Linked DNA regions of Homo sapiens: region 1 is linked to region 2. The links are chromatin loops, found by intact Hi-C in ENCODE. Cell type or tissue: endothelial cell of umbilical vein. All regions are shown on one strand. Links, peaks and the distances in the headings refer to the core of each region. The heading gives the core; the rest is flanking DNA. Region 1 overlaps HBS1L (HBS1 like translational GTPase). Region 2 has its middle 100 kb from the start of SLC2A12.

Evidence for each region. Peaks named below come from ENCODE experiments on the same cell type or tissue, not always from the same donor. Only the 100,000 strongest peaks of a DNase experiment are listed, where the experiment ranks them.
Region 1: it touches region 2 in a loop (18-fold over the local background); 5 of 110 quality-filtered maps call a loop at or near these places.

Annotation. Positions count from the first base shown.
Region 1 is chr6:135,000,074-135,005,321 of GRCh38, reverse strand. HBS1L (HBS1 like translational GTPase) reads left to right here. Exons shown (of 18, transcript NM_006620.4): 5 at 2,480-2,588. Among named protein-coding and RNA genes, the nearest start is that of MIR3662, 23 kb to the right of the region's middle. In endothelial cell of umbilical vein, for the core only: a CTCF peak has its summit at 2,900 (motif pointing right); a DNase peak (open chromatin) is centred at 2,881.
Region 2 is chr6:134,154,263-134,159,764 of GRCh38, reverse strand. No RefSeq gene overlaps it. Among named protein-coding and RNA genes, the nearest start is that of SLC2A12, 100 kb to the right of the region's middle. In endothelial cell of umbilical vein, for the core only: a CTCF peak has its summit at 2,798 (motif pointing left); a DNase peak (open chromatin) is centred at 2,784.

The sequences.
Region 1 (5,248 bases), core at 249-5,248, 850 kb before region 2:
TGTCACATTTTGCTTCCAAATGAGTTATTAAAATAACAAAACCCAAAACTTTAATATTTCAATGCTTTTGGATTTTGAAATTATAGCTGAGAGGTAGTGAACATGCCTTCATTTCTCACCTTACATTTTTTAACCTAGTTTGCCTTTTACTTTTCTCACTTTTTTCAAATGGCTCTTGCTAACTCTACCAATGACTTTTATCTAAAGTGATCATGTCACCAGTGAATGTTTTCAGTCTTCATTCAGTTGACTGGCCCAGAGCCCCAGATCCTGGTAATGCCAACTCCATAACACTGTCTTCCCTTAGCTTCATTGGCACCACCCTCCCTGGCTCTCCTTCACCTTTTTGTAGGTGTATTGTCCATTATCTTGGCATTAAATGCTAGAGTTCTTCCAAGGCCTCCTAGGACCACTTCTCTTCTTTCTCTGTGCTCTCTCCCTTGGTGGTCTCGCCTGTATCTATGTCTTCAATTACCAATTATGTGCTGATGCAGCTCAGACCTCTCCTTTGAGGTCAACCAACATGTTCAACTGCCTATTTGATGTTCATTGTCATTTGGAACTCTGAAATATTGGGTCCAAATTTCTAATATGTCCCAATCTCAAAATTTTCCCTAAACTGTTTGTTTTCAGATGTCCCTTTACTTCATCCTCTCCTCTCCCTTGCCCTTTCCCCTCTCTTTTGCTTACCTCATTTTGGTAACTTCCGCCTCCGTTAGAGCAAGCATTAGGATCTTTGGTATGACCTAAAGGTCCTGCACTGTCTGGCCCTGCCCATCTCTCCAGCTTCATGTAGCTCCCCTCTGCTCTCACTCCCTCTGAAGAACTGTGCTTCCTCCTACAGGAGGACCATTATACAAGCTTCTCTTTCTGCTTGGAATGCTCTTTCTTTCTGTGCTAGTTATTATAATTTATATTCATTTTCCCCATCATAGCTCCAATTCTCACTTTCCTAGAGAAGCTCTCTAAGTCATGTGCCCTATCATCAAATTTTACGGCACCATATATGGATTCTTTATAACACTAATAACAATTTTAATTGTACTTTTTTTTTTTTTTTTATCATTTAGTATGTTTTCCCCGCTAGGATGTAATCGCTCTTAGAGCAAGTGTTACGTCTGTTCTTCACCATCACATTTCCAGCATAGTGCCTGGTGTATAGTAGGCAAATAGCAAACATTTTAAATGAATTTTATACATTAACTTATCTTTTCTTATATTGTTAGTGGTTTCTGTATATGTGTTTACCAATGTAGCACATGCAGTTTCCATAGTTTTATGTGGATTCAATCCTGGTGGTACTTTTTCTGAAAATTATAAAGACACATTTTTAAAAGTTCAATGAATTATGTAGGGATCAAATGCAAAAAAAAGTCTTACTTTGATCTAGCTCATAATTTATTCTCCTCCATCCCTCCATTTTTAATTATTTTTATTTATTTATTCATTTATTTTTGGAGACGGAGTCTCACTCTGTCGCCTAGGCTGGAGTGCAGTGGTGCAATATTGGTTCACTGCAACCTCCACCTTCTGGGTTCAAGCAGTTCTCCTGCCTCAGCCTTCTGAGTAGCTGGGATTACAAGCGTGCACCACCATGACCAGCTTATTTTTGTATTTTCAGTAGAGAGGGGTTTCACTGTGTTGGTCAGGCTGGTCTCGAACTCCTGACCTCGTGATCCACCTTCCTTGGCTTCCCAAAGTGCTGGGATTACAGGCATGAGCCACCGTGCCTGGCCTTTTTTTTTTTTTTTTTAAGAGATGGAGTCTTGCTTTGTCACCCAGGCTGAAGTGCAGTGGCGTTATCATAGCTCACTACAAGCTTAAACTCCTGGGCTCAAGCCATTCTCTCACCTTAGCCTCTCGAGTAGCTGGGACTATAGGCACATGTCACCATGCCTGACTAATTCCCCCATGTTCTTAATTCAGTTTTTCTACATTAACCTCTTTCCCTAGATTCTTTATAGATATCAGTATTTTAGTAAGTCTAGTGTTGTGTGCAAGTAAAATATATACTATATTCCAGCACAATTCAGACTCTCAACTTGTTCATCAGTTCATAAACCTCGCAGGATTAAAAATAGTTTAGCCATCTGCTAACTGACCAAACAATTTTAGTATTGTGAAAGGGTGTGGTAGGAAAGGGAGGTATAGGGTCTAGGTATAATGTCAGAACAAGGCTCAGTGCAGAAACTACCTTGTGACCTCTTAATACTGAAACTTAACAGTCAGTTCAAAATTAGGAAGAGATTTGGTGGAGGTTAAGCATAGGAGAGTCCTGACAATAGGGGATTTCCTAGATTAAAGTGACAGAATTTCTTTCAGCATTAATATCTTACTAAATTTTTTTAGAGATAATGTGTTTATAAAGACATTAATTCTGTGAAAGTTATCATAATCTATAATTTAAAATACTATGTAATAGATTTCTTTATATTACTAAAGAAATTAATTGGCCTTTTATATTTTACTCCTTAACTAGGAAAACCAGTAGATTCCCAGACATCGCGAAGTGAATCTGAAATTGTGCCAAAAGTTGCTAAAATGACTGTATCTGGAAAGAAGCAAACTATGGGATTTGAAGTGCCTGGGTAAGACTTTGAGTACCTCCCTCATCCCCACCCCCACCCCCAAGTTTTTGAAATCACTGTTGCTTCTGTAAGAAAGAGACTGTTTCAATTTCGCATAATATATCATTAGCACTGAAGTATCATATATCCTCAGTATAACATAGTACAAAGAGACAAAATGAGAAATTAGGCTTGATTCTGGCCTTATCTTGTGTGTATTACTTACTCTACCTCACTGCCAGTTTTCTTACATAAATATTTTATAGCTACTTTAACATAAAAAACCCTATGATTTTGTGAAACCTAGCACTGTGAGATAGGGAATTCTTATACCACTAGGTGGCAGAGGTAACCAGATTTTGGAGTGAGTCCCCGAATCATGGAATCATTAATTAAATTTTTTAATAACTAAAATATTTTTAAACTCTTTTGGATTTTCATATTGAATAAATTGGACCATTGTAGCAAAGACGTAAATTGGACCATTGTAGCAAAGACATATGATATGAAACATATGTAGAATTTCAAATATGTAGTGAAAAATGGAAATAAACCATACCTTGGTAGCACTTGTTTGTTCTTATCAAAGTCTCTAGAATCCTTCCAGGAGTTTTTATAGACAAGGGAAGTGAGTTGCTTTAAAGCCATTAATTTTTAAACTCTAAAATTTTTCAGAATTTTCAATTGTTACTTATAAATTATATGTATTTTGTCTGCCAAAATGATAAACGCTGTTATCAAATATAAACAATAGGTTTTTACTATAAACAATAGATTTTTATATATATATACTTTTTTTCCTTTTTTTTCCTCTTTTCCCAAGTTATATTTTTTTAAAAATATAAACCCAGGAACCTTATTTATTTTTTTTTTCCTTACAATATTCTTTTGTCTAAACTAGTGAGGTATTATGAGTTTTGGTTGGGAAGAATGTTTATCACCTAGTTCAATTTTTGGATTTTATAGAAACAAGACTTTATTCACTAGATTTCAAAGTCAGTGAAGGAAAGGACTCCTTATCTAGGACATAGTAGGCATTCAGTGTACATTAATTGAATGATTGGATGAATGAAAAAGTTAATTTTTATCATGAGTAACTTTAGCCTGTTAAAATAATTTAGAATTCTGATTCAGTCTCAAAAAGCTTCGTGTATGCCTTTTTTCCTTCTGAATTGGGATTGAGTTGTCAGAATTATAATTGCCCTTTTTGTCCTTATTCTTGAGTACCATTTAATTCTATTATGGGATTTTTACATACAGAGAGAGAGAGAGGGGGGAAATAAATAGAATACACAATTTATTGTTCTAAGGATTTTATAATCTTAGTACAAAAGATTTTTCAGAAGTCTTAACATGCAAATGAACCCAAATTAATGTATTATATTAGAAGTAAATGCATAGGTATCTAAATGAATAATTATAAAGATAATGGGTAATAAATGTATCAATAAATAATGTGCATAATTTTTGAAAACTCTGTAAGTACAATGCAGGCCTTTCAGAATTTTATGACTATATTCTTTGTGAGGCCAGGGACTGTTAATGTTCATCACTGTATTCCTTTTACAGAATAGTTATTAAATATTTATTGCTCAGAATCCTTGGGGAAATATGTATTATTTTAAAAATAAACTTGCAAATAACATAAAGGTAAAAAATCCACCCATGAGGCAACATTTTGATGTGGCTCTATGGGAGAAGTCATTAGAATGTGAAAGGTCTGTAGTTATAGATCGAAATACTCAGAAATGCTTAATAGTGCTCAAGGCCAACCAAGTTGTACTATTACAGGATTTTTTGAGATTTATAATAGGGATAGCACTTAGCCTATTCTGGGTTAGTCTTAAGAAAGCATATAGAAACACAGTGAAACACTTTTGAGTCAAGATTTCAGCATCATAGGTTTCTACGTAGTGTGATTCTCAGTGGTGTCTTATTTTAAAAAGGATACGGCTGGGTGCAGTGGCTCATGCTTGTGATACCAACACATTGGAAGGCTGAGGTGGGAGGATTGCTTGAGCCTAGGAGTTTGAGGGAGCTATGATCCTGCCATTGCATTCCAGCCTGGTCAACAGAGTGAGATCCTGTCTCTATTTGGAAGAAAAAAAAAAAGGATAGTGCATAATGCATTGCTTGGAAGGAAATGAAACAGCAAACTTTCTTTTTCTTTAATAATATTAAAAATAGTAGATGCAAGTAAGTGCATGTAAGTAGAAATGGAACATTGCATATAGAAGAAATATTCTTTTAACCTCTTAAATCTCAGTTATTCGCTTCTAAGTATTTAACTCCAGAAGAAAGATTAAACCTCTAGATTCATGTATAGTTTACTTTTAGAAAGGTAGTTTAGAGAAAAAAAAGACTAGTCATTTTATAATATTAGGTAAGTGTACAGGGTGGGCATTGTGGCTCGTGACTGTAATTCCAGCACTTTAGGAGGCTGAGGTGGGAGCATCACTTGAGCCTAAGAGTTCAAGACCAGCTCGGGCAATATATTGAGATTCCCCCATCTCTACCAAAAAAAAAAAAAAATTAGCTGGGTATAGTGGTGCTTGCCTGTGGTCCCAGCTACTTAAGAGGCTGAGGTGGGATCACTTGAACCTGGGAGGCCAAGACTGCAGTGAGCCAATATTGTACCACTGCGCTCCAGCCTGGGCAACACAGCGAGAGCGAGACCATCT
Region 2 (5,502 bases), core at 295-5,294:
TGCCCGGCCAGGAATCTTTTAAAACTTTTTCTAACAGTATCCTTTTGAGAGTTTTGTTATTTGGTAGAAATGAGTTTTTATATACATCTCAAGGTGCTCAACTGTCCCTTGGTACCCGGGGGCAGGATTGGTTCCGGGGTCCCCGCAGATACCAAACCCTGTGAATGCTCAAGTCGCTTAAATAAAATGGCTTAGTAGGCCAGGAGCGGTGGCTCACGCCTGTAATCCCAGCACTTTGGGAGGCCAAGGCGGGTGGATCACGAGGTCAGGAGTTTGAGACCAGCCTGACCAACATGGTGAAACCCCGTCTCTACTAAAAATACAAAAATTAGCCGGGTGTGGTGGTGCGTGCCTATAATCCCAGCCACTCGGGAGGCTGAGGCAGGAGAATCGCTTGAACCTGGGGGAGCGGAGATTGCAGTGAGCCGAGATCAAGCCACCGCACTCCAGTCTGGGTGACACAAGGAGACCCTATCTCAAAAAAAAAAAAAAAAAAGGCTTAGTATTTGTGTATAACCTATGCACACCCTCTCGTATACTTTAAGTCATCTCTAGATTATTTATAATACATAATACAATGTAAATGCTATGTAAATAGTTGTTCTACTGTATTTTAAAATTTGTATTTTTTTTACTGTTGTATTTTTTTTATTGCCTTTGGGTTTTTGTTTGTTTGTTTGTTTTTTGTTTTTTTTGAGACGGAGTCTTGCTCTGTCACCCAGGCTGGAGTGCAGTGGCACGATCTTGGCTCACTGCAAGCTCCGCCTCCTGGGTTCACGCCATTCTCCTGCCTCAGCCTCTCGAGTAGCTGGGACTACAGGCGCCCGCCACCACGCCCGGCTAATTTTTTGTATTTTTAGTAGAGACCAGGTTTCACCGTGTTAGCCAGGATGGCCTCGATCTCCTGACCTCGTGATCCACTCACCTCAGCCTCCCAAAGTGCTGGGATTACAGGCGTGAGCCACCGTGCCTGGCCTTTGGGTTTTCAATAAATATTTTTCTTTCTTTCTTTCCTTCCTTCCTTCCTTCCCTCCTTCCCTCCCTCCCTCCCTCCCTCCCTCCTTCCTTCCTTCCTTCCTTCCTTCCTTCCTTCCTTCCTTCCTTCCTTCCTTCCTTCCTTCCTTTCTTCCTTCCTCCCTCCCTCTCTCTCTCTCTCTTTCTTTTTGATGGAGTCTTGCTCTGTTGCCCAGGCTGGAGTCCAATGGCGTAATCTTGGCTCACTGCAAACTCTGCCTCCCAGGTTCAAGTAATTCTCCTGCTTCAGCCACCCGAGTTGCTGGGATTACAGGACCTGACACCATGCCCAGCTAATTTTTGTATTTTTGGTAGAGACAGGGTTTCTACTAAAATAAAAAATAGCCTAAAAGCACATTTGATTTTTGTGCCAGGCAGGTCTCAAAATCCTGACCTCAGGTGATCCACCCCCCTCAGCCTCCCAAAGTGCTGGGATTACAAGCACCTTGAGATGTGAGCCAACATGTCTGGCCTCAAAAAATATTTTCAATTCATGGTTGGTTGAATCCATGGATGTGGACCCTGTGGATACAGAGGGACGACTGCAACCGTTTATTTAAATTGATTTTGAAAATGTTTCACATTGGCTGGTCACGGTGGCTCCCGCCTGGAATCCCAGCACTTTGGGAGGCCGAGGTGGGAGGATAGCTTGAGCTTGGGAGTTTGAGACCAGCCTGGGCAACATGGTGAAATCCCATCTCTACCAAAAATACAAAAATTAGCCAGGCTGGCGATGCCCTTGTGTTCCCAGCTACTCAGGAGGCTGAGGTAAGAGGATCGCTTGAGCCTCGGGTGTTGAGTCTGCAGTGACCCTATCTCAATAAATAAATAAGTGAATAAATAAATAACCTACATTCACAGAACACTTCTCTCATGTTGACTCATTTTATCTTCTTATCAGACTAGTAAGACAAAGAGGGTAAAATATTTCTATTCAATATGTTAATACCGAGGCTCTGAAAAGTTCAAATGACTCGACACCTATGGAGAGGGCGGAAGGGCCAGAGTTGGAATCCACTGTTTCTGACACCAGAGCCTTCACTTCTTCCCAGGCCTCCTTTGAACATCATGGCATATTTACTGAGCGTGAGCAAAGGAGCCACTGCCAGGAATATATAGGCCAGCTATTTTAGTCTCCCTTCCACTGGGATTACTTTTTTTTTTTTTTTGAGATGGAGTCTCACTCTGTCACCCAGGCTGGAGTGCAATGGCACGATCTCGGCTCACTGCAACTTCCGCCTCCCAGGTTCAAGCGATTCTTGTGCCTCAGCCTCTTGAGTAGCTGGGATTACAGGCAAGCGCCACCACACCCGGCTAATTTTTGTATTTTTAGTAGAGATGGGGTTTCACCATGTTGGCCAGGCTGGTCTCGAACGCCTGACCTTGTGATCCGCCTGCCTCGGCCTCCCAAAGTGCTGGGATTACAGGCTTGAGCCACTGCGCCCAGCAAGGGATTGCTTTTTTATGAGGCAAAATCTTGAAACTGTAGAAAAGAACCAAAGGTTACCAGTTAATAACTTTGGAACATTTAGTTCAAATATGAATGGGCTGTTTTAAAGTGAATATTTGATTAAAATGTATTACAAATCTGAGAGGCAGCGGCATATATTTAATGGTATCTAAGTCCTGTGTTTAAGGGATAATAATACATACTGTACATTCCTCACAGAGCTATTGTGAGAATCAAATGAAAAATAGGAACTTTTACATATAAAGAATTACTGTCTAACTTGTTTTATTGTCTGACATCAGGGTAGCAATTTGTGGAATATCAACCTCAGTCTGCAGCGCCACCCAGTGGACACAATGATACATGATACTGCATTTTCTCGGTTTCAGATATAAATATTACCTGTATTATTTACCTGTCTGGTACACACATTCAGTATACTATTTCTTTCACTATTTTTATTTATAAAACTTTTTTGTATGAAGTTTTGCTGATAAGTTTTATTTTCACAAGTCATGACCAAAAAAAGGCCAAATTTTAGAGCAAGAACCCATATTTTACCTGGAATGATCTATCCTACACAGACGTCCTTGTCAGAATTTTAACCTGGTGCTTATTTTGTAAACCAGCAGTGATGTTAACACAGGAGAAAAAGGTGAGGGACTTTGTTGGAGAGCTATTTCCTTCTTTATTTCCCCATAACTTGTACTTAAAATTCAGCTTATACCTGAAACTTGTTATAGTTCACTCATTCATATACATATCATTGCTTCAATAAAAATCTATTGAGTATTTCTCAATGTTAGGCACCACGCTTAGTGCTAGGGATACAATGATGAACAAAAAGGAATGTGGTCCTTGTCTTCATGAGTTTTGCAAACCAGGCAGATAGATTAAAAAATAATTAGGTGACTATACAAATGTTGGTGCCTCACTTAGCTCAGAAAATGAGAATATTTTATTTTTTTGCTACTCAACAAGATTAGAGTTTGTCCTAATGTATATCTGAACATTTGGAGGCAGTGGGTTTACAATGTAAAACTTTGAAGCTCTTTTATTTTGTTTACTCTTTGAGACAGGGTCTCCTTCTTTCACCCAGACTGGGGTACAGTGGCATGGTTACAGCTCGCTGCAGCCTCCATCTTATGGAATCAAGTGATCCTCCTACCTCAGCCACCTGAGTAGCTGGGACTACAGGTGCGTGCCACCACACCAGGCTAATTTTTAAAATTTTTTTGTAGAGACAAGATTTCACTATTTTGCCCAGGCTGGTCTTGAACTCCTGAGCTCAAGTGATCCTCCTACCTTGGCTTCTCAAAATGCTAGGATTCCAGGTGTGAGCCACCACAGCTAGCCTGAAACTCTTTTGTTTAAACCTGAAAACACGAAGAAGAGAGACTTCTTCCATGTTACAGCATAACCATACGAAATAGTGAAATTTAGAGTCAGAAACAACAGGATTTGAATGCCACAGTCCCTTACTGCTCTCATGACCTTCAGCAAATGATTGTATCTCCCTGATACAATTATTTGTATCAGGTGCAAATGTAGAAGATGCAAGTGTAAATGTAGTTTCCAAAAAATCAAGTGTGCTGTTAGGCTGACTGTTTTTTATTTTCTGTAAAATAGAAATTATATCTAACTTAAAGAGGGAAAGTCTTGACTATTTAAATGTGTGATATACAAGTTATTAATAAATAGTTTGCCTAAATGATCAAAGGCCACGATTTTAAATATATTACTCAAGTTACACTGACTCCCTGAAATGATACTTAAAGTTTAAAACATGAGAAAAACACATAAAAGTGGACCAAAAAATAAATAAATAAATAAATAGTAGTTTTGAGAACATAGCACATAATACTATTATGTTTGGAGGCCAATACAAGGTATTCACATTTCAAGGACAAGCAGTGACTATCTAAACTCTCATTTAATAGCCCAAAGCATTGGGCTAAGGCAGATGTTATAAATCCAATTGGCTAAATAAGGGTGTTTTTTGTTTTTGCTTTTTTTTTTTTTTTGGCAGGGTCTCACTCTGTCACCCAGGCTGGAGTGCAGTGGCACAATCATGGCTCTCTGCAGCCTTGACCTCCCAGACTCAAGTGAACCCCCCGCCTCAGCCCACCAAGAAACTGCGACTTCAGGTGCATGCCACCACACCTGGAAAATTTTTGTATTTTCTTTTGGAAATTGGGTTCCACCATGTTGCCCAGGCTGGTCTTGAACTCCTGGGCTCAAGTGATCCACCTGCCTCAGCCCCCAAAGAGCTGGGATTACAGGCATGAGCCATCATGCCTGGCCAGAAGTAAAGATTAATTGGCTATCTTAGGTCTCATGACTAGTTAACAGGACAAATGGAGCTAAAACCCATGACTCTTAATCCTCTGAGTTGTGTCTTTTTAGTTAGACACCATCTAAAAGAAAGGGTATTTCTGATTATCTAAGCGATATTAACAGAAGTGTTTCATCAGTACTTTTGGAAGTCTTGCCATGCAGTCCTTCAGATAATTCCCCTATTACATGTATACAGAGGGAATGTATCAAATGGTGTGCCAGTTTTCTGTTCTACTAAACACATACACATTTGTAACCACAACTCAAAATATCTCAGAAGGGAGGGAAAGAATAAACAGCTAGTGGCCGGGTGCGGTGGCTCACGCCTGTAATCCCAGCACTTTGGGAGGCCCAGGCGGGTGGATCATGAGGTCAGGAGATCGAGACCATCCTGGCTAACAAGGTGAAACCCCGTCTCTACTAAAAATACAAAAAATTAGCCGGGCGCGGTGGCGGGCGCCTGTAGTCCCAGCTACTCGGGAGGCTGAGGCAGGAGAATGGCGTGAACCCGGGAAGCGGAGCTTGCAGTGAGCCGAGATTGCGCCACTGCAGTCCACAGTCCGGCCTGGGCGACAGAGCGAGACTCCGTCTCAAAAACAAAAAAGAATAAACAGCTAGTGTTTGTGGAAACCTGCCTATGTTTAGGCACTGTGGATACATTACATTATTTAATCAGATAAGTTTTGTTGTCTAGGAGCTGT